2 separate regions of the Homo sapiens genome follow, and region 1 is linked to region 2. Evidence: read pairs that join two places in POLR2A ChIA-PET (ENCODE). Cell type or tissue: GM12878. All regions are shown on one strand. Each heading gives the region's core, and the rest is flanking DNA. Links, peaks and the distances in the headings are about the cores only. Region 1 has its middle 140 kb from the start of LINC03062. Region 2 overlaps LINC03062 (long intergenic non-protein coding RNA 3062).

Evidence for each region. Peaks named below come from ENCODE experiments on the same cell type or tissue, not always from the same donor. Only the 100,000 strongest peaks of a DNase experiment are listed, where the experiment ranks them.
Region 1: POLR2A ChIA-PET joins it to region 2 with 5 read pairs; 2 of 35 experiments call an interaction of 5 or more read pairs at or near these places.

The regions. Positions count from the first base shown.
Region 1 is chr9:89,772,462-89,789,833 of GRCh38, forward strand. No RefSeq gene overlaps it. Among named protein-coding and RNA genes, the nearest start is that of LINC03062, 140 kb to the left of the region's middle. In GM12878, for the core only: no CTCF peak of the experiment used is centred there; a DNase peak (open chromatin) is centred at 9,600.
Region 2 is chr9:89,708,778-89,720,915 of GRCh38, forward strand. It overlaps LINC03062 (long intergenic non-protein coding RNA 3062), which reads left to right. Exons shown (of 6, transcript NR_024280.1): 6 at 10,410-10,982. Among named protein-coding and RNA genes, the nearest start is that of LINC03062, 75 kb to the left of the region's middle. RefSeq lists an enhancer at 3,498-3,998 and a silencer at 8,820-9,031. In GM12878, for the core only: no CTCF peak of the experiment used is centred there; a DNase peak (open chromatin) is centred at 7,988.

The sequences.
Region 1 (17,372 bases), core at 5,507-13,506, 65 kb after region 2:
GGGAGCCCTCACTAGTGCGCAGACCCTTGCCAAGGGTAACTACTTTTCACAGTTTCTTATAATTCACAGTTCAGTCCTCCTGGTGGTGATTCCCTCCTCCTTCAAAGTCTCTCTTACTTTCTGGCCCTCCACTCTCCTGTTCTCTGCGCTCCCTGGAGCCATCTTCTGTTTCCTTTGCTGGGATTTCTTGATCCCTTTCCTGCACCTGTGCCCAAAACAAGTGTGGGGACTTCTGCTTTCTCCTCGCCTTGGGTGAGCAAGGGGAGGTCTGGTCATGCCCAGCTCTGGAGGAAGGCAGCTGGGTTCTAGGTGCAGAGGCACCAACCCCTCGTTTAGGATATTCCTCCTGAAGATGACTCAGTGCCCTCCGTGGCCTTTGTCCATGTCCTGTGCTGCTGAATCCTTCAGGTGGTGAGTGGAGCCCATTTCTGCATCCTTGAATCCCAAATGTGACTGGCCCAGACCGAGGTGAAGGCCTGCCTTTTCTAGGCTAGGCCTTAGGAGGTTTTGGCAGGTCAAGTCTATACCTCTGGGGTCCTGCCCTACCGGAGGCAGTAACCACTTGGAGGAGAAAAGAGACATGCCACCCAAGAACCAGAGGCAAAGTCCAGACAACCTTGAATCCTCCAGTCGGGCTGAGCAGCCCTAGCCGGTGCCGCATGAATCAGAAACACCTGTCTAACCAAGCCCCGTGTGCTTTTCTGAGACACAGCGTGGAGAGCCAAGAGATCACTGCTACTTTAAGTGCTCCATTTTGGGGTGGCTTGTTATGCAGGAGCAAGCAACTGAAACAACAGCACGGAGGATCCACATCCAGCCATTCGGTCACTTGATTCCTACGAGCTACGACCCACCAGTGCAAGCCGCCCATTGTACAAGAGGCTGGCCACAGCCACAGGGCCCTGACAAAAGGGCGCATCATCACTTCCCTTAGTGCTGACATCAGTGAAACAAAATTCGTACTCTGTCAACCTCTGCTCTTCAAAGCAATCAAAGACAAGTTCTGAAAAGTGAAACATCTCAAAAATATGATGAGGTCACTGCTCAGCATATTCTGTTTAGTCCAAGTTAGAGGCAAAAACATTCAGGGGACTGTTCAGGGCATAGTATATAATGCCCCTCAACAACCCACTTTAATTACTGCTATCCCCAGTTTACAGATAAGAAAACTGAGACTTAGGTCAACTAAGTTGTGCTCAAGCTTACACGGCTGGGAAGAGTTGGAAGAGGAAACTACTCAAATTTCTAGCTCTAGACATCCAGCTTACGTATTACCGTTCATACATTAAGGGCCCTCTCAGTTAATACAAATAGTCTTATTTAAAATAACTGTTTATTCTATGACATTAAATTTTTCTCTAAACTTATTCAAGCATCAAAGAGTAGATTTCTTCTTGGCTTAATCCTGGTGGCCTGAGGAATTCTGCTTTATTATGAGTAAGTTCCTTCTCTTAATGTGCTAAAGGGTTTCCATGCTGAAGGGGCAGGATGAATGATGCTGTAATCTCAGCCTTGTAGGGCAGAGATTCATTCCATGGGCTACTAATTATGTATAGTATCACTCCCTAGCCTATGGGAGTGATTCTAACATGATAAGCATTATAGAAAACATATTTGGATCTTAGTTCTGGGAGTCCCTGTGAGATTCCTTAAGGAGGAATGGCTTGGTTTATTGGGAAAAGACATCCTTTTCAAAGGAACATTCAGCTTGAGGCGCACACATAGGACATCTGATAGGGGAGGGCCTCATGCCCTTCTGTGGCCACATTCTGCAGCCTGCCCAGCCCTGTTGCTCGGTCTGGAGATATAAGTCCTCACCAAATACCTCAAATCCTGGTTCTCTAGCCGCTTCCACTCCCAGCGAGGACTACCCAAACATCATACTGGAATCCCCTTGTGCGCCATGCTTCCAGCCCTTGTCTCCTTCCTAACATGGACTGCTCTGGTTATTTGGAGAGATTTCATTCTGATTTTGCCTATAAATTTCCATGTTTAAAAGACATGGGTGGGTAGATAAGATGGTTCATTAGTCTCAGTTGCTTTTCCTTTTCTGGATGTTATGGGTATTCAAACTGGCTGGGTTGAGCAATCGTAGGTATAGCTTTATTGAAATTTGTGCTCAAATTTTTACTAGGTTTAAAAAACATAGTCATGCAGGGCCCTGTCTCGCCCGATGTAGGGGTTACAAGGAAGCCTTGGGTGAGTCCATGGCAGGCCTAGATGAGAGGCCGCAGAGGGGAGTGGGCAATGTTGCAGCCTCTAGACTGTGGCTTTATGACAAAGGGAAGTCAAGTTTCAAGATTCCAGGCATGAAAGCAGGGGTACAGCAGGGTGGGGGTGAAATCTTGTGGTGGCTTGCTATTTGCCAGAAACACAAGTGCCTTTGGGAAAGGGCTTCCCAGGGTTGGGCAGAGTCCCAGGTGTGTGACCAGAAGAAAACTCCCACTTACAATGTGGAGCACGGTGTTGGCAAGATTGTTCCATTGGAACCAAAGAATCAAGGCTGAACCCCTTTGGATCTATTGGGAAAGTGTGGAGTCAGGACTCCCACCCGATTCTCTTCTGGTCACCCTGGAATCCAGCCCAGGGAATCCTGCTCTGGAGGCCCCTCCAGCTCTTGCAGATCAGTCACTCCTCATTCCTAGCACCCCCGGGGCCTGGACCGCGTCCTTCCTTAAGGGGCAGTCTTCCACCTGGCCCTCTGCTCCCACAAGGAAGCTGCCGCAGGTCCCCCAAACTGCCAGCTTCCACACAGAGGGTGCAGCCAGGTCCCAGAGGGACTCCCCCTGCCCAGTATCTGAATTCCAGTGAACACCAGCAACCCAGTCTGAGATGCTCACTGGGGCCAATGAAGCCAGTTGCAGGAATGCAGTCATGAAATGGTCTGGGGAAGAGGCGAGCAACATGAGCCCTGGGTTCACAGCTCACTGTAGCCTCAAGCTCCTGGGCTCAAGTCATCCTCCCATTTCAGTACATGGGACTACAGGCATGTACTGCCATGCCCAGCTAATTTTTAATGCAACTTTTTTTGGTAGAAATGGGGTCTCACTATGTTGCCCAGGGTGGTCTCAAACTCCTAGCCTCAAGCAATCCTCCTGTGCTGAGATTATAGGTGTAAACCATCACAGCTGGCCCTGACTTTTCTTAACCTCTTTCACCTTCTGTCTGGTCATGAGTACAAGAATAATAGCAGTGCCTTCTCAAGGGTGCTAAAAGCTAGAGCATGTTTCCCAGGGGTGCCCTCCTGGAAGGGTATCATGATGCTTACGGTCTGGCTCACAAGGAGGCATCTTTCAGGCTGAGACTGCCAACTGTTCTTTCTTCCCTCCCCTCCCACCCGGTACCGGATCCGACTGAGAAGCCAGTCCCTTGCACAGACCTGACTGCGACTCCTTCCTGTCACCATCATTGTCTGGGACTTGTGATCTCAGGGGAGTCAAGCTGCTCGTGAGCTGCTCCTTTGCAATGCATGAGACTGATCTGCCTCCCTGCTCCCCAGGAGCTATGCTCAAGGATATCCCAGCTCCCAGAGCTATCCCCAAGTTGCTGGAAACAGCCCACAACCACAGCCTGCATGGGACCTGCACCACCATGCCAGGCAGCATGGCGGCTCTGGTAGTCAGGTACTCACTCAGAAACAATGTCCTTCAGACACGGGGGTTTCTGAAACCGATCCAATCATAAGGCTGCATTTGAAAGGAGCAGAGGAGTTGCAGGTCTCTTGTAGCTCTTCAAGGTCATGTGGTCTGCCTCTACTTGGAGTCCAGAGACCCGATTCTCCCTCTGTGCATAGGACTCAGTCCCCAGGACTGTGTCTCTGCATTAATGTGTATGTGTGTGTGTGTGTGTGTGTGTGTGTGTGTGTGTGTGTGTGTGTGTGTGTAGGTAGTTGTAAGGTCAGCCTCACTCCCTACTAGAAATCTGCTGACCCCTGCCCACAGACAGCAGCCATCACTCGGCCGGCACAATGTGCAGGAAAGGGCTGGTGATGAGACCCCGCAGCTCAACCTGGGCTGAGGGTAGGCTGCAGCTTCCCCAGGACACAGGCTGTTGCTGAGTCCTGGCTTTCCTCTTAGGAAACCATAGGTGTGAGGTTGACTCCTCAGGGAATAAGCCAATACCAAGTGGAGAAGCGAGGATGTGTGGCCAACCAGCTGGTGATTCTGTGGGGCAAGGGGGCAGATGGGGGAGCTGGACCCCGCACCCACACGTGCAGTTTCCAGAACTTATGTGGCACCAGCACTTGCAGGGAGAGGGGATTTCTGTGCAATGGAATGAGCCAAAGTTGAGTCCCAGAGCCCCAGAGTTCTTGCTCTCCAAGTACTTTGAAAAGGAACCAAGCATCTGGAAACTATGAAAAATTACAAGTGGTCCAAGTGCGGGGTGCAATTTTGGGCAACCGATGCCCAGGAGATGGGTTTGACACATGGGACTTGCAGAAAAAGAATCCACCCTGGTGAGCCCCTTGGCCTGCGGTGCCCAACATAGGTGGTCATCATCACGGCGGGCCCCTGTTCTGTTTTCCACGTTGCAATCAAGCTCTGGACAACGCATGGAGGGCTTACCCTGGTGATGGAGAGGAACAGAACGCTCACAACCTTGACTGCATGATGAGAGACAGGAGCAGGGCAGGGAGCAGAGAGCCAGGGGCTCTCTCCTCAGTTCCTGGAGTGGGAGTAAGGGGATGCTGGAAGAAAAACCCAGATAAGGGAATTTAAATATAGTGTTTACTTTAAAAAGAACAAAAATAACAAAGCCACTAATACTTAAGAATAAGAGCCACAGGCTCATTTTCTCTCGTCATCCAGCCTGGTTGTCTCCTTCCCACCTTCAGCTGTCAGCTCACTCTCCATCAGGGACTCTGTTTCAATGTCTCCTCATCCCCCATGGCAGCCTACCTAAGTTCCATGTCAGCTGTTTATTAGTTGACGGTTTGCCACAGGCCTGGCTCCTCCAGAATGCAGAGACGTCAGCTCCTTTTTTGAGAGCCTTTTCCAGAGCTTGGACAGTGCCTGGTTCCTAGTTGGTGTATTCCATGCTCTTCCCTATGACTTCTTTGTGTGTGTCTTGTGCTTGTGTCTGCAGCTGCGTCTTTCTCCATTTACCTCCCCTAGGATGTGTTCACTGTATTCAATGAGCCTTGTGCCCCGCACACCAGCCTGGCCCCCTTCTGCCTGGGGTGTTTTCAGCTGGCATATCTCCTGACCTAATGAGCTCCTTCTAGCTTGCCCGTCTTAGCATAGGCATCACTGCTTCTGAAGTGGGGATGTCTTTGATCCTGGCAGGGCAGGCAGACCTCTTAGTTGTGCTGTGACATCCTAGAGTGCCATGCATGGTGGGGGGACTTCAGAACAGATGCATGGGCCCCACCCCTGGGTTTCTGGGCCAGGTGCAGCTAGACAAGCTGGGCATGCTCTCTGCAGGGCCACCCAGCTCGGGCTGCCCTTCTGCATCGCAGCGCAAGAGAGAGAACAGCTTTGCCAGAGAGCAGAAGGAGCCTGAGTTTTCACACTGAATGGTCATACCGTGGATGTCTATTTTCCTGGGAGTTGCTGGGATTGCCAGCTCTGGGCCCTGGGGGTGTTGGGGACATTAAGGACTCTGAGGTTCCATCTCCAGCTACTCGGAGAGGGTTCCTTGTGTCATTCATCAGGCAGCTTGCTTATCTTATCCCTCTTTTAGCAATTGTCATACTGCATTAAAGTTAGTTTGCTGGTCTCTCTATTAGCCTGGATGATTTTGCGGTTCTGGACTCTGTTTTATTGACCATTATGTCTCCAGCACCTCAGAAAGCTTTCTGTGATTGGAGTCTTTGAATGAGGCTGTGAGTGGATGACGAGCCTCTGAACCGACGCGGGCGGGAGGGGGCTGCTGGCCAACTCACTCACCGGGCCACCTTTACTGTCTGTTTACTGTCTGTTTACTTTAAAAGAATGCCTTGGTGGTCTGAAAACCTTCCTAAGTGCCAAATGAGAGCATCTCAAAGCTGGCAGAGCCCCTGGGTGTTATCAGGGTGGAGAATCACGTTCCTTTCATTCTCTGATGGGAGCGTGCATGTGTGTGCGTATGCCCATCACCCTCCACTGGCTTCACTCATGATCGCAGATAAGGGGAAAACACTTACCTCGGACTTTGGATTGAAACCAGATCAGGAGGCTTAGTCACCCCAAACGCAACCTTAGAAAGCATGAAGTTAATATGAAACATCGGCCCGTGTAACGTAGCAAAACCTCCCCTGTGAATGAGTTTTAAACTTTTTTTTTTTTTTTTTAACATCCTGAATGTTTTTGAGCACATGCTGCTGCCTTCTTAGCTGTTTGTTGGGTGGGTGGTAGAGCCAAGGCAACAGGGGGACTGTTGATTTGAGCACAGCAGAAGCGGGCTCTGAACGGCCTCCCGCTTATTGCCATGAAAGCTTCAGCCAGTCCCGCTTGCCTGCCTTGTGCACAGAGCAGAGCAGTGCAGCCCCTGGGTTAATGCAGGAAAGAGCAGCTCTGACCCGGGAGGCATTTCTCTCCACGCTGCCATAAACCTAAGACTCTCTTTAAGTTGTCCAAGATCAAGGGCTGCTTCTGATGAAGAGGGAGCAGAGGTCTGTAGTAGCCAGTGCCTTTAACCAGTAGCAGTGATGGCCAGGGCGTCTCCCAGGGGAAGGGACAGCGTGGCTACAAAGGCCCACCAGGAAGAAAGGCCCCATTTGCCAGTTGGCTGAAGAGATCCAGCCTACTTCCTCTAGATTCAGGATTTAAAAAGGGTGTGTGATTTTGTTCTCTGTTGGGAGAAAATGACTTAGAGATACTTCAAACTGTGTTTAGTCGGAAGATACACTGAGTTAAAAACAGTTAATTAAACTTCAATTGTGTGTGTGTGTTTTTAAGCCGTGTAATTGCTTCATGCACTCGCTCACTTTTCAACTTAAAACTCCAAGTATTTTAGAAATGAACTTCATTGTTCTTAAATTTTGAATGAGGCTATTTTCTTCACTTAAGAGTGTCTGCCTTCACTAGTCAGCCAGGCTTCTTCCAGTGCAAATGGGCTGATTTCTGCAATGTGGATCTTAACAGAAACTTACCAGAACCGCCTTACATCTGCTAAATGATTTATTTGGAAAACATATGTGTTAGTCATTACAAAGATGTGGATGAGATCCGGTTGCCAAATAACGAGTATCGTGTACATGAAGGATTCTCATCCGATGGGGATGACTCAAAGTACTGCTTCTTGTAATATATTAAATGTCTAAATACTTAATACAAAGACAGCCAGAGAATATCAAAAAACATCACAGCCAGCACATGACAGTATCTGCCTGGCACTCTTTGCAGAAGGCAGCCACACTCTCCACTACCCCACCAAGGCCACTCGCCTGCCCACCATTGGATTGGAAGTGTAGGGCTTGGTTCAGCCAGGAAGGTTCTCTCAGTCCCAGGTGTCTGAAAGGAGAGGTAACCAGGAGTAACTTAACTAACCAAATTGCTAGAGATTAGTCATGCTTGATCTAAGGCTTCATGAAAAAACATCCCACAGGGAGACTCTGGTGGGGTTTAAGCAGCACAAGAATGCTTCTATTTCCACATAAAATTTCGACAATATGTCTGTTTCAAATCAAACCCTGGTTGGGGGTGAGGAAATCTGCAGACAGAAATAGCCAATCTCTTTGCCTCAGCACCAAGAAATGGCAATGACCATCCTTTTCTTTATTCTCTGTGCAGAACTTTTCTGGAATATTCTGGGCCTTCCTTCTACAGCTCAGCCATAAGGAATTGGAAAGACTGAGCAAGGCATTTGTCCTGGAGTAGGTCTGTGTGTCCTTTTTATTTTCAAACATTCGTACTTCAGTCCACTAGAGCCACCTTCCCTAATCATGAAAGAGTCCTAGAAGCCAGTCCTGCACACTCCTGTGGGATTTTCCTGGTCCACATCTTTGATTTAGGACTGTGCAAAGCAAACCTGAGAAGTTCAAGCAAACCTGAGAAGTTCAACTACGCATTTCCTGAATCGGGAGAGGGAAACAAGAAATTCATCATTTTGAGAGTGAATGACTTAAATATCACTGCTTTTAGAAAATTCAAGAGCAATCTTATTTACCCTAAAAGCTGTTTGTAGATTGTCAAAATGTACATTTAGAAATACCACAGGCTGGGTGCAGTGGCTCATGCCTGTAATCCCAGCACTTTGGGAGGCTGAGGCGGGTGGATCACCTGACGTCAGGAGTTCGAGACCAGCCTGGCCAACATGGTGAAACCCTGTCTCTACTAAAAATACAAAAATTAGTTGGGTGTGGTGGCACCTGCCTGTAATCCCAGCTACTCGGGAGGCTGAGGCAGGAGAATTGTTTGAACCCGGGAGGCAGAGGTTGCAGTGAGCCGAGATCACACCATTGCACTCCAGCCTGGGCCACAGAGTGAGACTCCATCTCAAAGAAAAAAAAAAGTACCACAGAATTAAGTAGAAATGTCTATAGTAGAATGAATTTTCTGAGAAACGAATTGAGGTTTATGTTCCTGCTACTGCAGGGTCTCCCTTCTAAGAGAGTGAAAGGTAACGTCTCTTTCCCACTAAGGAGGGGCAGGGGAGTCTGTGTCCGTGCTCTGGGCTCCTTTGCCCAAAAAGCAACTAACGGCTTGTTGTGTTTAGGGCTGAACAGAAAGAGAGGTTGCCAGGAATCTAGGGAAAGACCCTACACAGAATTTGGAAGAGCTCCAGGAGGCCAGCCAATTCTGACTTGCTGGCTAGCTTACCGGGAGAACTGGGGTGCTGCTGCTTTGAAGGGAAACAGAGTGTGGCTTCTTGCTCATTTCCCTGGACAGTGTAAGCATCAAACAACTCAAGGGATGGGGAAGGAACCATGAGATGTGACTGATGCTGGTCTTCTCACTTAGTACATGGGGGCTTGGGGACGATCTGATTTGCCTTAGAAAAGATATGGTATTTCTTTTCATGTCAGTAGGCTCAATGGCTTACTTGGATGTTTCAGCTAATGCATGCATTCAATAAATGCATCCTGTAGCCAAACTTTCTTGTTCACTGATAAATGACTTCAGTTCCCCAGAGGAAGGGCAGGGAAAGGAAGAGGGAGAGGAGCCACTGCCCCGTATCCACACTTCTTTTCTTCTCTGGGAACAGAGCCTGGTGTCATTCCATGTGGCCATGTGCCCATGAAGGGGTGGCATTTCCGAGCCTCCTTGCCACCAGCCAGGCCCGATGAGAAAGATGACTTTAAGAGAGGGCACATTACCTTTTCCTTCTTTCCCTCCTTCTGTCTTCCGATGGGAAAAGAGCTCAGCGGTCAGGCACTGCAGGAGCACCCTGGGAACATGAGGCAAGCAGAGAGGCCTGGGCTTTGGGAGAGGCGAGTACAGGGTGAAAGTCTGGGACCTTGGTCCTCATGGCATTGCTACAGCAGCTCTCCTTGGGAGGGAAATGCACCTTCACCCTGAGACTGTCTAAAAACCAAGCTTGGCTGATATTTGGAGGATCCTAGGCCAGGCGAGCGGAGCAGCTGAGTCACACCCTGTATGATGTGTCTGCAAATAGATCTGGGTCAAAATGAAATACCCCCTTGCCTGGCTCAGAGAGAGGCAATGGACTGTGTGAACTCACTGCTTCCCTCCATCTGGGCACAGTGGTTGCTGAAAAGAGGAAGTCACAGCCTGGGAGAGTTGGGTGGCACAGACAATTCTCGAGTTTTGAAAGCTATTGGCCTCAATGAGCCCCGTGCTCCATGGGAATAAAGGGCACAAGATCCTCCAACCCCATTTTGCATTTCCATGTTAAAAGGTGTGTGAATTCAGTGCAAAGAGATGTAGTTATTTCCCTGTATGTAGTCAGCGGTTTCTCTGAGCTAAGCCTGCCTTTCCTGCAGAGGACAGAATGGCATCCATTAAGACATGTGATTTATAGGGCATTGTTTTCTATCCCCAAAGGACACTGCTGTATTTTCTGCCTTTGCCCTCTTCCTTCTCTCCTGCTTCTCACCTTTTCATCTTTCCACAGTCTCACTGTGTTGTAGTAACACCTTACAACTGCCTTGGCCCCAGAGCCCTTGCCCCTGGGCCCCTCTGGGCTGCCTCCCAAGCACCATGGTCATCTCTGGATCCGTGACCATGTGTGTGATGTGTCGGTTTGCATCATTTATCTTGAAATGGAACACCCCCTTGGGCTTACATTGATAGCCTCAATGCCTCCCTGAACAGGGCATTCTTCCAGACCCTTTGAAAGAACAGGTGAGTCTCCTTGATCTGTGAGTCTTGTATCATTCCAGAATTTCTTTGATCCTCAAAGCAGCTCTTAGGCCCGCCAGCTGGGAGGCTGATGGGCAGATGCTGGGGTCCCTGATACCTTCCCGGGACAACTTCAAGTCTGGGACTCTAAGGAAAAAGGGCCACTTCCAAGCTGTAGGTTCATTGTACCATTATCAGCAGAGTTATAGCACTGATAAAACAATAGTAATAGTGGCCTCTAGCCTGTGAGGGCATTGCAATGCAGCCCTTGCTATAGCTCCAGGCCCAAGGAATTTCCTAGATGACCACAAGCCTGCACAGCACTAGTAAGAGATGCATCACAAGCTAGGTGCGGTGGCTCAGTCCTGTAATCCCAGCACTTTGGGAGGCCAAGGTGGGTGGATCACCTGAGGTCAGGAGTTCGAGACCAGCCTGACTAACATGGAGAACTCTTGTCTCTACTAAAAATATAAAACTAGCCAGGCATGGTGGCGCATGCCTGTAATCCCAGCTATTGAGGAGGCAGGAAAATCGCTTGAACCCGGGAGGCAGAGGTTGTGGTGAGCCGAGATTGTGCCACTGCCCTATAGCCTGGGCAACAAGAGCAAAACTCCATCTCAAAAAAAAAAAAAAAAAAAAAAAAAAAAGGAAGGAGAGAGATACATCGCTAGTAGGAAGGACTTTTCTTCCTCCTCCTGCCCTTTCTCTCCTCCTCTTGAAAGGTCTTGAGACAGGTAACATATTAACACATCAAAGTTAGGCCATAGGAAGCAGCCACCCTTCCTAGCTGAAGACCTGTTTGTTTAGCAGATGGCCCCAAATGGAAAGTATCCACCTAAAGTTGACTTCAGTGCTGAAAAACTCAGGGTGGGAATGGGGGTGGTAGGAGCATGTTGAGACGGTCTCTTGGAAGTAGAGAAGAGAGGAGGCTGGAGGCAGAAGGGACACCCAACTGCCCACTGGAGAAAAATTTTATCCTGATTATTTGATGGGAAAGAATAAAGCCAGGTAGGTCTCACTTGTTCATCCTGTGCACAGGTGGGATGGGCTTGAAATCTAATTTCTGGTAGTGAGCCCTACCTTCAGCCTTTCCAAATGCTGTTTCAGAAGAAGGGGGTACAAACTTCTCCTAACAATTTTTGGGAAAGCCAAGGAGAGAGTTTATATTACTCATCAACAATAGCACCTCGTAAAGATTGTGGTTAAATACTTCTATTTCTTTCTTTATTTTATTTTATTTATTTATTTCTGAGACGGAGTCTCTCTCTGTCACCCAGGCTGGAGTGTGGTGGCACAATCTCGGCTTACTGCAACCTCCGCCTCTCGAGTTCAAGTGATTCTCCTTGCCTCAGCCTCTCGAGTAGCTGGGATTACAGGCACCCGCCACCATACCTGGCTAATTTTTGTATTTTCAGTAGAGACGAGGTTTCACTATGTTGGCCAGGCTGGAGATGAGAAAAAGAATAGATAATTCATCCTGATTTGAGATGGGCCACGTCCAGTGCACTTAGGGGCTCAGAATTTGTCCTGTAAATCAGCGTTTCTCAAACTGAGCTGTGTGGAATACTGGAGACCACCCATGGATCTACTCTCAGAAATCTGTGTGCTCTTTCCCATTTTTAATACTGGTGATATTTTAAAATGAAATATTACAAGTCTATTCTGGATCATCTGGAGAGCCAGCTCAGACCAAGGGGACAGAGACCACACTCGCTTGATTCCAGTGCCATAGGCATTTTGTATGGAGGATTGCTTCCACACCAAAGAAGGCACAGTGATGTCATAAAGAGGTTTCACAGTAGTTTGAAAGGAGAAGAGGAGGGTGAAAATAAAGTCGTCACCTTGAACAAGGTAATCAAGCTGTCGGCATCCATAGAACTCGTCTCATTTGTGTCATGTCGCAGTCTCGTTGTGAATGGATGCTCTTGGCACAGCCCGTCTTGTTACTTCAATGGTTTATTAGCAGAAAGTGTTGGAGAAACTATTGAATAATTTTTTATTTTACTTGCAGAATTAATTATCTTAGAAATCTAATGTAGATTTAAGTAACAGCAAAACAGCTATTGTATTTTCAAGTGAACAAGTCAACTTGACTAATTTATCAAGTAACATTCCAATAAAAGTGATTTTTGAGGATGGGTGGCTGGCATTTTTGGTTAACTATGAGATGTGATTGTTGAAAACTAATGAACAAAGCCTTCAAGAGCTTATTATTCTTTCATTTACCAAGCATTCTTAATGGTATTATTATTAACAAATAAAGCTAAACATTAAATATAGAATTGGACCTGAAGCCACATTTTTATCCTTATTATCAGTCATTTAGTTAGAGTAAACAACATCATTATTCACATTAAATAAATGACTTTAATATGATATTATTGGTTTTATAGTTTGTATTTGTATGAAATTATATTTGCTTTTATAGCTAAGTAAGAGTATAAGAATAATGTGCTTATATACAGTTTTCATTTGAATGTAAATACAAATAAGAATAACACTAATCATGTGATATAATTTGAGGCAACACTAAAGATTTAAGAACATTATTTTTTCTCTTAAAAGGAGTATGCACATTTATGAGATTTGCAAGCAAGCAAGGGAGAAACACTGACTTTTAATTAGAGGTGTTTTAATGCATGGCCATATTTTTGTTAGCGATGGGACTTTGATGACAGTGTGGAAAACTCATTGGGAGGGAAGTTGGAATATGGGAGGCTATGAGGCTGGTTCAGTGGTGGAGCGAGCAGGAGAGCTGGCATTTCTGCAACTGGATAAAATATACTTGTGGCTGGCTGGGCATGAGCTGATGCTGAGGTGAGAGTTTATAGTGGTGGAGATTTTGGAATTTGTGCAACTTTCTGGGTAATTATACAATTAACCAGGATTGAGAATGCAAAATGTGGCACACATTAGATAAAAGTTACCAAGTATTGGCTGGGTGTGGTGGCTCACGCCTGTAATCCCAGCACTTTGGGAGGCAGAGATGGATGGATCAGTTGAGGTCAGGAGTTTGAGACCAGCCTGGCCAACATGGTGAAGCCCCATCTTTACTAACAATACAAAAATTAGCTGGGCATGGTGATGCATGCCTGTAGTCCCAGCTACTTGGGAGGCTGAGGTGGGAAAATCACTTGAACTTGGGAGTCGGAGGTTGCAGTGAGCCAAGATCACGCCACTGTACTCCCACCTGGGTAAGAGAGTAAGACTCCATCTCAAAACAAAACAAAACAAAAGTTACCAAGTATAGTTTGTACGTCTGCAAATTTTGTTCTTCTAGTAAATACACAACACCCCCACCACACACACGTACCTCAAATATCTCCTATTTGAGAAGGCAAAGAGAAAAAGGACCTATGAGGGACAGAATGGATGAATGCAAGGTGCCTCTCAGGTCTAACATTCTATATGTGGATCTCTGATGTTGAAATGACATTAGAAACTATTTCTCCTTTTGATAATTTGCATAAAGAGTGTAGTATATTTTCTCTAAGATTATTTCTCGAATTAGTACTTTAAAAACTTTCATAGTCAAAAGACAGCAATAGGGCAATTGTGGTTCGTTAAGATGGAGAAAACACACTCTACTCTTTCTCGCCCACAAAATACAGCTAAAATCTTGGAGAGAATCCATGGGACAACTATTTGAGGAGTCTGAAAGGTAAATGGTGCGGCTCTCTAAAGAGTCTGAAAAGCAAAGGGTAGCAGGCATACTGGGAAAGAAAATCAGATGGTTTGAAGTATGATAAATCTAGTGGTGAGTTTCTTGTTTTGTTTTGTTTTTTTTCTACCAGCATACACCCCAGGGCAGCATGGGTCCTGGAATAATGCACTGGGCAAGAACAGGAAGAGCTTCAAAGAAAGGATTGACTTTCTGGCCTGAGGAGTAGAAAGGAGCAGAGAGAGTGGAAGACATCCTTTGTCCCCCAAGGAAACTCATGCCTGCAGCTGCAGCTGTCACAGTGGTGACAGTGGATTTGGGTAGGCACCCAAAACTCTGAGGAAGGAGAATCTTTTTCATCAGAGGAATATGTCTGAAGAGTGTGGTGGAATCTCTGTTGCATTTTTTTTTGTCTCTGTAGCCTCCTGCTGCTTGACTCTGCACATATACACACTTGCAGTAAGTGTATAGCAGAACCAGGAAACTAAACTGCTCAGATTTCTAGGCAGAGGGCCAAGAAAGCAGATCCCTGGACGCAAAAGAGTGAGGAGGAACTCCAGAAAGGGGAAGCTCAAGAAAGTGACCCACCAATTGTATATGAACTCTTGGGCTTGCTCCAAGCTGAGTATGCATGGATCTGACCCCAAACAGCATGCTAAAGGTTTTGAGAACTATGGAGTAGACCACTTCCTGGGATTCAGTCTTTGTAATGAGTGGTGCACACATAAAACTGATCTAAAGAACAATGGAAAGTCTTTGAAAACTAAACTGACATTAGAACCATAGCTTATACAAAGCATATTAGAACATACATCTTGAAATCACATTCATTAGCTGCCCACAAAAGCAAAAAGCAAAACCCCAACATTCTTCATACGTTGTATGAAGGCTCATAACTTTATAACAATATTCAAAATGTTCAGCATACAGCCCCAAATTACTCAACATAAGGAAAACCAGGGAAGCCTGACAAATTCTCATTGGGAGGAACAATGAACGTACACCAAACCCAAGATATCCAGATGTTTGAATGATCAGAGACATTTAAAGTAGCCATTATAACATGCTTCAAGAAGAAGAGCAAACATTCTTGGAAGAAGCAAAAATATAAAGAGTCTTACAGAAAAACAGAAGGTATAAAAAAGAGAACAAATTGGAAATTTTAGAACTGAAAAATACAATAACAGAAATTTTAAAAATCCATTGATGGACTCAATAGCAAAAGAGATGATAGAGGAGTTGATTTGAAGATAGAACAATAGAAATTATGCTTTATAAACAACAGAGAATAAAATAAGAGCCTCAGAGAACTGTGGAGCAAGGTTAAAAGGTTTACTATTTATGCCAGAGTCCCAAATGGACAGAAGAAAAATGCCCCATAGACTTCTTTTTTCATTTGATGAAATCATAGGTAAAAACATCCAATTTTGGTGAAAGACATAAACATACAAATTCAAGAAATGGAGCAAACCTTAAACAGGACAAAATAAGGAAATCCACTCCCAGATACATCATAATCAAACTTTAAATCTAAAGATAAAAAAAATTGAGAGAAGCCAAAGAAAAACAACACATTATATATGAGGGAAAAACTATCAGAAAGATTGCAAACTTTTTATCAGACCAGAAGGTAATGGAATAACATTTTTAAAGTTACTGAAAGGAAAAAAAAAGCCTGTCAACTCAGAGTATTATATCCGACAAAATTATTCTTCAGAAATAAAGGCAAAATAAAGACATTGTCAGGTGAAGAAAAACTAAGAGAGTTTGTTAACAGCAGACTTTCTCTGAAACAACCTGTTGACATTTGAGATTGGATAATGCCTTATTGTGGTGGGCTGCTCCATACAGTATAGGATGGTTAGCAGCATCCTTCTCACCAAGTTGTGACAATAAAAAATGTCTGCAGACATTGCACTTTGGAGGCAAAATGGCACTCAATTGAGAATCACTTCCTTGAAAGAAATATAAAGGTACTTGTTCTGTTGGAAGGGAAATGATGACAGAGGGAAGCATGGAACTTTAGAAATAAAAAAGAAGGGTCATAAAATCATAAACATCCAAGTCAATACAGTAGTCTATTTTAAATTCTTATTAAGTTCTTAAGTCTATTTAAGTTCTATTTTTAGTAGAATATTTTAAGTTCTTTAGAATATGTATAATGGCTGAAAGTAAAAGCTTTAACATTGTCTGATGAGAGTTTTCAGTGGCTATAGATACATGTGACAACTACAGTGGAAAGTGGGGAGGGTATGAGGAAGTATGTGGTGATGAGATTTCTGCATTTCCACTCTAAGTGGTAAAATATTAATCCTAAGTGGACTATGAACAATTGGCATGCATATTGTAATCCCTAGAGCAACCACCAACAACTATAGGAGGAGATACAGTCCAAAACCCAATAGATAAGTTAATTATGATTGAATTATAAAAATATTCAAATAATTCAAAAGAAGATAGAAAAAGAGAAACAGAAGAATAAAACCAAAATGAAACAAGCAGGAAACAATAAGAAAGTGGTAGCCCTAAATCCAAACATATCAATAATGACATTAAATGCATATGGCTTAAACACATCGATTAAAGAAAGATTCAACCAAATGTGGGCTACAAGAAATCCATTTAACATACAGTGGTACAGGTAAATTAAAAGTAAAAGAAAGAAAAAAGATATAGCAGGTAAACACTAATCAATAGAAAGCTGGAATGGCAAGATTAATGTTAGACAAATGAAAAGTCAGAGTATGGTAATTAACAGAGATAAAGAGAGACACTATATAATGATAAAAAAACTTTTCTTTTTCTGTGCATAAATATTATCTGACCATCTGGCAGCCCTGGAGTCTCTCTGAACCCATTCTGGTTAGGGTGGTGCCCAATTTTGGAATCATTCTTTGCTCACTTAAACTCTGTTAAATTTAAAAGCAAAAAAAAAAGATCAATTCCTTAAGAAGCCGTGACACTCCTAAGTGTGTAGGCATGTAACAATAGAGCTTCAAAATACATGAAGCAATATTGATGGCACTGAAAGGAGAAATGAACAAATTCACAATTAGAGGTGGACACTTAGCACTTCTCTCTTGGTAATTGATGAAACATATTAACAGAAAATCATCAAATGCATATAAAAGAACAGGATGTGGGGTATCAGTTACGGCAGCACAGTAGTGACTAGGAGCCTGGGTGGGAGTTCGCCAGTGCACACAAGAGAACCAGCAGTCTAGGCAGGGGCACAGGGAGTGCTTCTGCAGGCTGGGCTTGGGACCCAGTGGGGAGCTTGGGCAGAGAGAATCCCATAGAGCTGAGGGTCAGGAGAGCATCCAAGTTCTTGTCCCTGCCACCGACCTCAAGCCCATTGCCTGTGCCTCCCCTCAGTGGGAGACACAGCCAGGGTCTGTCCTCACCCAGGACACCCTCCTGCTTTGTCACCTCGTGGGCCAAGATGACTTCTGATGCCCCAGACCTTTTGTTTGCATTTCAGGCAGCAG
Region 2 (12,138 bases), core at 4,139-12,138:
TCCTGTCCTCTCATTGACTTGTTGTCCTGTTGATGCCCTCTTCACTGTTCTGGCTGACTATGGCTGCATTTAAAAGCACCTCAAAGCTCAGTGGCTTAGAACAACAATTTGTTATTCTCTCCCATGGTGCTGTGGGTAGATTGGGCTTGGCCACACCATCCTCACAATGGTGAGGCTTCAGATCCAATCAGACAGTGCCCAGACCTGGAGTCTCTGAAACCTCTGCTGAGCGGATGTCCAAGATGGTGCCTTCATCTATGTGCCTGGCCAAAGATGTTGGCTTTCAGCTGTCCTCTCGGCCTGGGATCTCAGGAGTGCCCGTATGAGCCCTCTCCACTCAGCCTCTCCTAGCATGGTGGCCAGGTCCCAAGAGGGAGCATCCCAAGGGCCAGGTCCCAAGAGTTGACAAGGAGCTGCAAGGCCTCTGGATAGCCTGGGCTTGGAAGAATCAGAACTTGTATTGGTTGACAAAGTCACAGAGGTTGGCCCAGAGTCAAGTGGGAGAGATGAGGCCCTTGAAAGGGACTGGCAAGGCCACACCGCGGAAGAGACAGTGGGATGCTAGATGTTATTCAGCCATCTTTGGAAAATGCAACCTGCCGCTTCAGACTCACCTGAGGTCATTGCTTCCACTTCTTCCACTTCTTTTTCTTTTTTTCCTTCTTTCTCTTTCTTTCTTTCTTTCTTTTCTTTCTTTCTTTCTTTCTTTCTTCTTTCTTTCTTTCTTTCTTTCTTTCTTTCCTTCTTTCTTGTCTTTTCTTTCTCTCTTTCTCTCTTTCTTTCTTTCTTTCGCCCACTCCAGTGGATTGGAAGCAAGAGCCTTGTCTAAATAACCCACAGTTGGGTTCCATCACCTGGAACATCCATGCTAAAGTGGAAAAAAAAAAACCATGAAACTTTCCTGTTGAGTTTGACAGGGATATAAACTCTATCTGATTAATATCAAAGCAATACGTCTCTTGGCCTTAGTGCCATCTTCTTGGAAACCTCTGCACCGCGAGAGCCAAGTGGAGAAAGAAGCAAAAGCACAGACTGAAGCTCAAAGGAAGAAAGATGAGGCAGAGGTCCAAGTAAACCGCTAGGTTTTTGCACCCATGGAGGTGCCAGGAGCAGAAACATGAATGCCAGAGGCTGGAGATGCTGGTACAAGTTGTTGGACTGCATGCTACTGTCTAGAGCTTGTTTCAATGCATCTAGAACTTCATCGCCATCTGATCGCCAAGACCACCTCTGAGACCCACCTTGCTCATGTCCATAACTGTCCATGTTAGTCCTTTGCCCTGGACCTGTGACACTCTGGACTATTTCTGTGTTCACTTGTGGCCGAGTATAACAACCGTAGACTAAATCACCTCTTCTGCTGTCTTAGCTGAAGAAGCAATACGTTTGGAGGGAGAAGCCTAAGTAGCCAGGATTGCTGTTAAATATTTAGGAGCAGACTGCGTCTGTATCCTCATTTATTCTTTTCATTCAACGCATAGTAAATGACATTCCTACCACATGCCAGTAACAGCACTGGGTTCTAGGGATTAAAACAAATGTGAAAGAGCCCCTTTCCCGCCCCTGTTCTCTCTGTTGGTGAATCTCATGTGACCTCCAGTAGTGACATTACTTACCCTTTATCAAGCATGTGCTCCATGCCAGGCATTGCACTGAGATGGGCGTGCACATTGACACTGGTTTTTTGAATTCTGACAACGAGCTTGTCAGTTGGTTGTCCACATTTCTTTATAGACATGGATTGTGGCCTTTAGAGAGGTTGAGTGATGAGCTCAGAAATCTACAGCTCATTTTCTTTACGATTACAGCATGCTGCCACCAAGTACTGGTACCCCCGTCAATGGTAGCTGTTAGTGTTATCGGGCCTGCTGAAGTCACGTGGCCTCTGCTGCTACCCTGGGCCATGCACGCCATGTTCGCGTGGTGGCTTGGTGGGGGTCCCGTGGGCAGTAGGTCCAGTGCGAACTCATCTTATTTCAACAGTCAAGAGTCAAAAGAAAAGAGTCCGAAAAGGAAATCCAACCTATGACTAAGAAGTCCACAAAGTCCGTCAGGGGCTTTGTGTGAAAAACTAACCTGCTTAGTGTCAAGCTTGTTTATTCTTGGCTAAAAATGACTTCCTGTTTCTAAGAAAAGAGGCCTCTGGTGGATAGAAAACATTTCTTACAAAACAACTTTTGCTGAGCTCAGGCCCAGTGACTCAATGCCATGTGGATTATATTTCCTATAAAATGCTCCAGGCTGAAAAATCAAGGGTAAAAGTATTGGACAGGGGCTTCTGGAAGTGGGTTGTCCCCAGTGTAGACGGGGCTGTTTCCCCACACTCCTTCCTGGGGAGATGGAGTGCCCGGTCGGGGGAGTCCAGGCAGCGAGGATGAGAGGCCTTGCTTTCCCTTTGCTCTGGGGGCCTGGGGTTGTCTTCATCTGCTAGGGTCTCTGCAACGAGCACCACGGACCATTCAAGGCAGCTTAAACAACCACGTCACAGCTTAAACATTCATTGTCGATCGATGCTGCAGGTGAGATCAGGTAGGGGCTGGGGCTCTTACTGAACTTGTACCCTGGCCTCTTCCCCTTCCCTGCCCCACACCTCTCCCTCCATTTTTGCTATCCAGGAGCAAACCCTTTAGAAATCACATGAATCCATGCTTGAGCTCTGCTTCCAGGAGCTGGATTTATGGCACCAGCGTGATGCCGGGCACAGAGTAGGTGTGCAGGAAGTTCCTGTGAGTGAACGAGGAGGGGCACTTGCTCTCTCAGACACCAGGCAAGCTTCTCCCCACACGAGAGCTCTCAGATTCCCCACAGGTCCTGCAGGTGAGCAGTTTGTCCTCACATTACCAAGGAGGGGTAAAGGAAAGGCGAGCCATTTGGCCAGGCTGTGGCAGGCCAGGGATCTCAACACAGGTCTGTGTCACCACCCAAGCTGTATAGCTGTCCCCATGGCCTAGGTGAGGGACTTCACCTCCTTGTGCCTTGGATTTCTCATCTGTAAATTGGGAACATTGTTTGTTTGTGACGATTTAGTGCAGAACACATAGCCCAGCAGTGACTGCTAGCCCTGAGCGATGGCTCAGCACGCTGGGGAGGACTAGACCAATACCTCTGTACACACGCACACATATGCGCACACACGCCACTCACTACACACCCATGTACATACCCCCCATGCACACATGCATACACACACACAGGTACATCCACAATACACCCACATACGCATATGTATGCACATCCACACACACTACACACCCACACACGTGCCCAACCCCCATGTACATGCATGCACCTACACACCCATTCACACACCCTCATACATACACACATTCAGCCACATCCACACATACCTATGTACATACCCACATATATACATGCATGCACATACACTACACATACACACACACATATATGCACACAATGCATATACACTCACACACATATGCACATACAAGCACACCACAGAATGCACATGTACACATGATATGCAAGTACACAGTACACATATATATGCACACACATGCACACCTACATATCTCTATACACACATACACATAGAGGCAGCCACTCAGAACACTGGCATGTGGGTTCAATTAATTCTGGCTCGTGGCAATGTTGTTTGTTTAAGGAAGCTTACGGTGAAAAACAGTGTCACAAAGTCCCTGGGCTCCCTCCTCCCTCCGCGGCCAGAGCTACTGTTGGAGCACACGTGGGGCAGAAGCACAGCTCCATGCCCATGCCTCACAGAAGGTGAGCAGGCAGCTCTTTGGAGAACTTGAGGGTTCTCTGGGTGGCCCTGGGCATTAGGTCCCCTCTGTCAGTCCTTGCCACATGGCCATCCCCTCTTTGCTGGTTGCTGGGGACTCACATTGAGCACTGAGAAAAGCCCCTTTGCTCCACCCCTGTCTAGGGAATGCAGGGACTTTACTCCTGCTGGGGCATTTCAGGAGCCTCATGCAGGGGCAGAAACTCTGGTGGCTGCTCCCACTGCCGGATCACAGTTGGTGCTGTAGTCCTCCAACCTGGCCTGGTCTAGAGCCTCATCTGGCTTTTTTGAAGTGCCATCTTCAGCTTGAAAACAGAGCCTGAGGCAAAGGCTCCTGTGATGACTGCAGGGAGTGGAAGCCCAGGAAAGCAGGGTGAGGGGCAGGGGCAGGGTGGGGTGTCCTAGGAGGACAAGCAGCCACATGGCCACAGGCACCTGTGCCTCTTGTGGGGCATTTCAGATAGGCCGAGAGAACAACTGGGCTTCAGAACAGCCCAGCAGTGGGGCAGGGGAGGGAGGGAATTCCCTACCAGGCATCTCTCACCTCATCAAGACCCCCATAGCATTAATTCTCCTACACTCACCCTGGGGAAGCCAGAGCCTGCTGGGTTCAATCTGGCTGAGGGGTCAGTGTGCAGGTGCGGTGGCCCCTCTCTGCTAGTGGACACATGAATGGGCTCTGAGATCCCTAGTGACAGTGACATTGCTCTCAGGGACCAGGGAGGCATGGCATAGGTATAGATCCAAGGTGTCATGGTAACAGAAGCCCTCACGGGAGCTATGGGGAGCTATGGGGAATCAGAAGCCATTGCCCTCACCTCCATTCACAAGCAGCAGTGTCCATAAGAACCATCTTGGTCCTAGTCTGGGAAGGTCAGGACCACCCCTTGAACCTCATTTCAAATAAGCATTTTCAGTGATGTGGATTCCTGGGGGTCACAGGTGAGACTGGTCCAAGGTCATTACTTGTACCCAGGTAATCCCCTATTCCCCTGGAAAGTGGGACGTTTTAGTCATCTATTTCTGCTTAACTAATTATACCCCAAAACACAATGGTTTGAAACAGTAGCACTTATTACCACCCAGTTTCTGCAAGTCAGGGATCTGGGCATATACAATGGTGCACAGGCTTACCTGGGTCCCCTGCTTCAGGGTCCCTTGTGGTGTTGACTGGGACTGTTGTAGTCTTTTTTTTTTTTTTTGAGATGGAGTTTTGCTCTTGTTGCCCAGGCTGGAGTGCAATGGCGCGATCTCGGCTCATTGCAACCTCTGCCTCCTGGGTTCAGGTGATTATCCTGCCTCAGCCTACTGAGTAGCTGGGATTACAGGCATGTGCCACCATGCCCAGTTAATTTTGCATTTTCAGTAGAGATGGGGTTTCTCCATGTTGGTCAGGCTGGTCTCAAACTCCCGACCTCAGGTGATCCGCTCGCCTTGGCCTCCCAAAGTGCTGGGATTACAGGTGCGAGCCACCGTGCCTGGCCTGTTGTAGTCATTTTAAAGCTTGAATGGAGGAAGCTCTGTATCTCCGTCAGTTCAGGCTGCCATAACAAAACATAGCACAGACTTGGTGGCTTAAAAAATAGACATTTATTTCTTACAGTTCTGGAGGCTGGAAGTCTAAGATTGTGGTGCTGGCAGATTCAGTGCGTGTTGAGGCCCCGCTTCCTGGTTCATAGATGGCCATGTTGTCTCTGTGTCCTCTCATGACAGAAGAAATGAGAAAGCTTTCTGAGGCCTCTTTCATAAAGACACTTAATCCCATTCATAAAGACTCCCCCCTTATGACCTAATCACTTCCCAAAGGCTCTACCTCCTAAAACGATCACGTTGGCATTAAGATTTCAGTGTGTGAATTTTGGGGAATGCAAGCATTCAGTCCATTGCATACTGCATCCTTACAAGCAGGTTCAGTTCCTCCCAGCCTGTTGGACCGAGGGCCTTGGCTCCTCATTGGCTGTTGGTTGGAGGCTGTCCTTGGCTTCTTGCCCTTTGGATTTCTTCAGCATGACAGTTTGCTTCAACAAAGTGAGCATGTGAAGGAGAGCAAGCTCAAGCATGAGGAAAGTCACAGTGTTTCATAGCGCTGTCTTGAAAGTGGCCTCCCATCACCTTTGCTGTGTTTTGTTCATTAGAAGCTACCCACCAGGTTCAGCTTCCTACCTCCGCAAAGAGAAAGGGTCATTAGAGTGTAAACTCTAAGAGGTGGAGACCCCTGGGAACCATTTCGGGAGCTGCCTAACTTAGGCTGTTCCTGGCTCTTAATAATTTATGTCCTACAAGGTCCCCCCAAATCTCATTACATTACAGCACCAGCTCAAAGTCAAAAATCTCATCATTTAAATCAAGTCCAGGGGATGAGTGAGGCTCCTTAGATGAGGTTGCCTAAGTACAGATCCTCAAGTACAGCACTTTTCAGTCTTATACTCATGAACTCAAGACAAAAGTTATCTTCCCCTCACTCACTCTACATGCAATGGAGGGACAGGCATGGGATAAACAGTATAATCTTTTCTGTTCATAAAAGGGGAAATGGGAGGCACACAGTAGGCACTGATCCATAGCAATTCTGAAGTACAGCTGGGAAAACATTGGAATTTTTTTGGTTAGGTCTCAAGGCCTGGGAATCATTCTCTGTGGCTCTTGGCTCTACCCTCTGGGCTCCTACTTTTGTCCTTTTAGTATACTTACTTTTTTATGAAAGACAAAATGTGTTTGCCTCTGAGCAGTTCTCTCAGCCTCCTTCCTGCCGGTCAAACGTTGAGGTCCAATTGCCTCTTTTCATTTTGCCCTGGCTCTGTCCCTTTTAGTTCAAGCTGGAAGTGCTTTTGCTGATGTAGTTTTTTTCAGACAATTTGTGGGTTTTCTATGAATCTCACTGGAACCCACTTCATTAGATAAATTAAACTGTGGCTTCAAAGCCACAGTTACCTATCTCTTTGAGATGTGTTCCTCTCTAATTTGGACTTCCGCTGAGAAAGGTTAGGGACGACACCCTTATGCTTTTTACAGACCCCATGACTCAATAGAGAGGAATTGTGGGTACACAATTTTTTAAAAGGGCCCTTCAGGTGTCTCAATTGTACTCTGATATTATGACTGTTCTGAGATTTTAACAAAAGATTGCACAATCACATATTGCCTTTATTTCTAGAAAATTTTGAATGTTGCTTAGATATTCTTAATTTTAGCATCTTTTGCTATTTGCAAAGGATGAGAATTTTCTGTGTCATCAAGTCTTTCTAACAGTTCTTTCTTCAGTTTCACTTTCCCCTCTCACATTTTATTATAAGCAGCAAGAAGAACCAGGTAATGCCTTCAACATTTTCCTTGAAGTTCTTATCTAGACTACACAGTTTGCTAGGTCCAAGTTCTGCACTCCGCATAACTGCAAGCAGCAGTGTAGCTAAACCTTTTGCCACTATGTGATGAGAATCCCCTTCCTCCAATTTTCTATAACATGTCCCTCACTTCCTCTTGAACCTTCACTGGCAGTGTTCCCAAAGCTGAGATTTCTGCTAACAATATGTCCAAAGCAGTTTAGGCTTTCTGTATCACACACCTGAAAATCCATTCACTTTCATCCACTGTCCAGTTTTGCAGCCACTTCTGCATTTTCAGGCCTTTTTTTTTTTTTTTTTGAGACAGAGTCTCTCTCTGTTGCCTAGGCTGGAGTGCAATGGCACAAACTTGGCTCACTGCAACCTCCGCCTCCCCAGTTCAAGCGATTTTCCTGTCTCAGCCTCCTGAGTAGCTGGGATTACAGGCATGCACCACCACACCCAGCTAATTTTTGTATTTTTAGTAGGGATTGGGTTTCACCATGTTGGTCATGCTGGTCTTGAACTCCTGACCTTGTGATCTGCATGACTTGGCCTCCCGAAGTGCTGGGATTAAAGGTGTGAGCCACCATGCCCGGCCTCAGGCATTTTTTACCGCAACATTACATTGATACTAAAATCTGTCTTTATTATCTATTGCTATATAATGTATTAACCCAAAACACTGTATCTTAAAACAATCATATCTATTATCTCAATGTCTGTAGCTCAGGAATCTGAGCAAAACTTAACTGGATCCTCTGCTTCAGGGTCTGGAACAGGCTACAGCCAAGGTGTCAGTCACAGCTCTGTCATCTCAAGGCTCGACTAGGGAGGGATCTACTTCCAAACTCATGTGGCTTCTCGCTCATAGGCTGTTGAACAGAGGGTTTCAGTTCCTTGCCACATGGGACCCTCCAGCATGACAGCTTGCTTCATCAAAATGAGCAAGCTGAGAAGGCAAAAGACAGTGAAAGCAAGATTAAACTCAGTCTTTTACAAGGTGACCTTGGAAATGACATCCTGCCAGCTTCGTCATATTTTATTAATGTTTATTCATTTCATTTATTTGTCATTCACTAGGTCCAGCTTATGTGCACACACATACATGCCCACACACAAACACACATACATACACTCATACACTCACACATACACACATATACATACCTGCACACACATACACTCATATGCATTCATACACACACTCTCACGAACACATACACTCATACACCCATACACATATTTGCATACACACTCATTCATATACACACATATACTCATCTACACACATACATGCACATATACCCACATACATATACTCACACACACAGAAATATAGTCTCACACATACACTCATACACATACATATATGCACATTCCCATGTACATCCATACACATTTACACGCACCACACACATTCATACACACATAGACACCCACACACCCACACATGCATAATTATACACTTACATACCTAGTCACATACACATAGACACACACACATATTATATATATACACACACACTCACATACATACACACATATATACCTCCCCCACACACGTGGTCACACAAAATATGCCTAGATGCATGCATATATGGGGAAGGTATGAATTTTTGGAGCTAAGAATCATTGTGAGCCATTTCAGAAACTGCCACAGGGCCTAAGACATAAGAGGTCCCCATGGAGATGCCTCCTCTGCAGTTTTTGGGGCAGGAAGCATATACTACTTTGTTTCATTTCTTTGGGGGAATGGAGCCTTCCCCATACCTGTGGCAGTAGCTGTGGAGGCTTCACAAGGCTTCATGTCCAAGAGGGCACCCTCTCCTGGCTGTAAGTTGGTGCTGGCCGTGGCTGGGAGCTCAGCCAGGGTTGTGCCACAGAAAGCCCCTCCTTGTGCCTCTGTGAGCCCTGGGCTTCCTCACAACATGGCAGCTGTTCTCTCAGAGCAAGCGTTTTGAGGGAGTGAGCCAGGCTAATGCCTTGGCAGACATGGCAGGCCATGTCTGCTGAACCCTGTTGAGGGAGGCAGGCACAGAGGTTCCCTCAGGTTGGCAGCAGGACCTGGGTTCCTCCTCTTGAAGGGTGAGTGGCAAGTTCACAGTCAGAAGAACATCTGAGGTAGGGTAGGCTGCCAAGATCCGGTGGGGAATACACTGTTCCCTACTAGCTAATGGAATGATGTAATCCCCCCAAAAGAGTGAGCCGGTAACTCATTACTTTCGCTCCCAAAGAGCACATGTACAACCTACTAGGTAGGTTGGGGACTTGGACTCAGGAAGGCCTCTAAGGGCAGGGGTCTGGCCCCAGGGAAGTGTTGTGGGCAATTCTTTTAGGGACACAGAAAAATCAGAAAGAGTTTGGTCAGCACATGACCACACTCACCCCACTTCAGTGAAGGTAACTGACTCACCTCTGAGACTTGCCTTCAGCCAGGGTGTTCAGGGCAGTGATTGACAAGTGGAGAGGTATCCTCAGGGGACACCAGGACATTGGGGTGAGTCACTGGGCAGAGCCATCAGAGTGATCCTGGTCTCCTCCACTCCCAGAGGTGCCAAGGTTGCACCCTCGCTGAAGACAAGGCCCTGGGGCACTTGGCTGAGGCCACTGGACTGGGCTTTGTGGACATTCCATTAGCTAGAGGGAAGAGAGTCGTGTCTCTAGGTTGTTTCTGAGCATGACAGGGGCCACGTTCCTTGAAGGTGGTTTGCAGATTCCAGCAGGGAGAAAGCTGTGCTGGGTGGTCCCTGAAGGCCTGGGAGGCAACGGTGGACATCGTGAGACCAGCTCGAGCTGGGGTGTGGGGCCTGAGTTGAGATCAGCAGAAGGGCTGCTTTCCTCCCACATTCCAAGTCTGCAACTTCAGGGCTGGCTATCACTATCTGGCCCTCTCCAAATCCTCAGGGGCATTAGGGTCATTGCCTGGTGTGTAAACCATTAACAAAATGTAGTAGGTTGCAAAAATGGCCTCCTCAGCATTTCATATTGGCTCCTTCGTATTTCATGTTTCCCAATATCTCCCAGCTGACTGCCCTGCCCACTGGCTTCCTGGCTCTCAGACCCTCTGCTCCAGCACAGGCCTCTTGCTGTGACTCTTCTCCGGTACCGTCTTAGCAATGGTTTTCTCCACAAACTGAGCAAAAGCCTTTATCTGCTTTCAGGAACTTTGGGAAACTCCTTCAACTGGCTGGGGAGAATATTTTCTGGTTTTGATCTTTTCCCTAACAAGCTTGGTGTGTTCAAACAACTCTCAACATCTCACTGTGCTCTATCTTCCTCTTTTATAAAATGACAATCATGCTAACCAGCCTCTCTATCTGCAGGGCTGGATGATCCATAGCAAATATCCCCTGATGGATAAGCATTGTGCTGAGAGACTTGCCTCCATCAGCTGTGTAAACCTCAGGATGACCTGCACACAGGTATACTAAGGCACACAGAGACCAGCTCGTAGTCAGTGACAAGTAACTTGCCAAGAGCTGTGGTTTAAAAGCATGTCTGCAAATTCTTGGACACTCTTGTCATCCAGAAATAGAGTCTAACCCTCCTCCCTTGAATACGGGCTGGCTTCAGTGGTGGAAATGACAATGTGTGAGTTTGAGGTTTGATTAGAAAAGATGACACAGCCTCTGCCTGACTCTCAAGGCCCTTGTTCTTGGACATTAGCTGCCATGCTGGGAGGAAGCCCAGCAGCCACACAGAGAGGCCACGACAGCCGAGGTCCCAGCCAAGCCAGCATCAACTGCCCAACACGTCAATGAGTGATCCTGCAGAGCCTCCCATCTCCTAGCCACCGCAGCTGATGCTCTGAGAGCGGAGGCAAGCTGTCCTTGCTGGGCGCTGCTTAAACTGCAGATGTATGAACAAAATAAAAATGGTGGTTATTTTAAGACACTACATTTTGGGTCTCTAGGTGTTTGGGGGTGGTTTTTCTCTAGCAATAGGTCCCCAGTCTTGTGCTTTTAGGGTCCTTGTCAAGAAGAAAAGTACAATGAGGAGGCGAGCCATGTGCCCCTTACTCTATCCAGGTCTGCTGCCTAATGTTCATCCCACCCACCCTCATAAAGCTGGAGCCTGAAGCAGGCTCTGAGGGCTGCCTGGTGCTAAGTGCTGGTATTTCTGGTGCTTGGTTCACCGCTGCTCCCTGGCAGTCACTGGAACTGCTTAGCTCAGTGCACTGAACCCACATCATTAGAGGAAAGGAGGTGGCTAAGGGCATCTCACCACACCACGGGGCCACTAAAGCCAATGCCTGGGCTTGGAAGGCAGTATTATCTTCCTGCCCTGACCCCCAGCATCTTACAAGTATTTTCATCTTCACAAGGGAGCAGGAGGAAAGCAGGGACGGGGCTCAGTTGTCGCGTGGGGATTCATTGTTGCAGCTCTTCCCTTCCTGGCTATGGGGCTTTGGGCTGAAGCATCTCAGCCCCCTGTGGGAGACAGATCTCAGGTCTTTAATCACTGTCACCTGAAAATTCAGGGACAGACACCTGCAAATATTAGCTGAAAGGCGTTCTGTGTTGCTGAATTCCACACCAGCAGTACCCGGACTTATCAAGGTGGGATTCTTGGTGTGTGCAGTCCAAGAGCTGAAGGACTTCAAGCACTGTTGATGGCAAGTATATGATGGATCATATCATACATTTGCGATGTATTTTTTCTTTTTTAAATTGTAGTGAAAAGCACACAACATAAAATTTACTATCGTAACCATTTTTAAGTGTACAGTTCAGTACTGTGAAGGACATTCACATTGTTATGAGGCCGATCTCCAGAACTTTTTTGTCTTACAAGTCTGAAACTCTATACCCACTAAACAGCTACCCCCTGTTCCATTTTTGGAAACCACCATTCCACTTTCCATTTCCCATCTCTGTGAATCTGACTCCCCTAGGTGCCTCCAGTAAGTGGAGTCATAGAGTATTTGACTTTTTGTGATCTGCTTGTTTCACTGAGCATCATGTCGTCATGGTTCATCCCTGTGGTAGCATGTGTCAGAATTTCTTTCCTTTTGGGATGGAGTAATACTCCATGGTGTGGCTAGACCACATT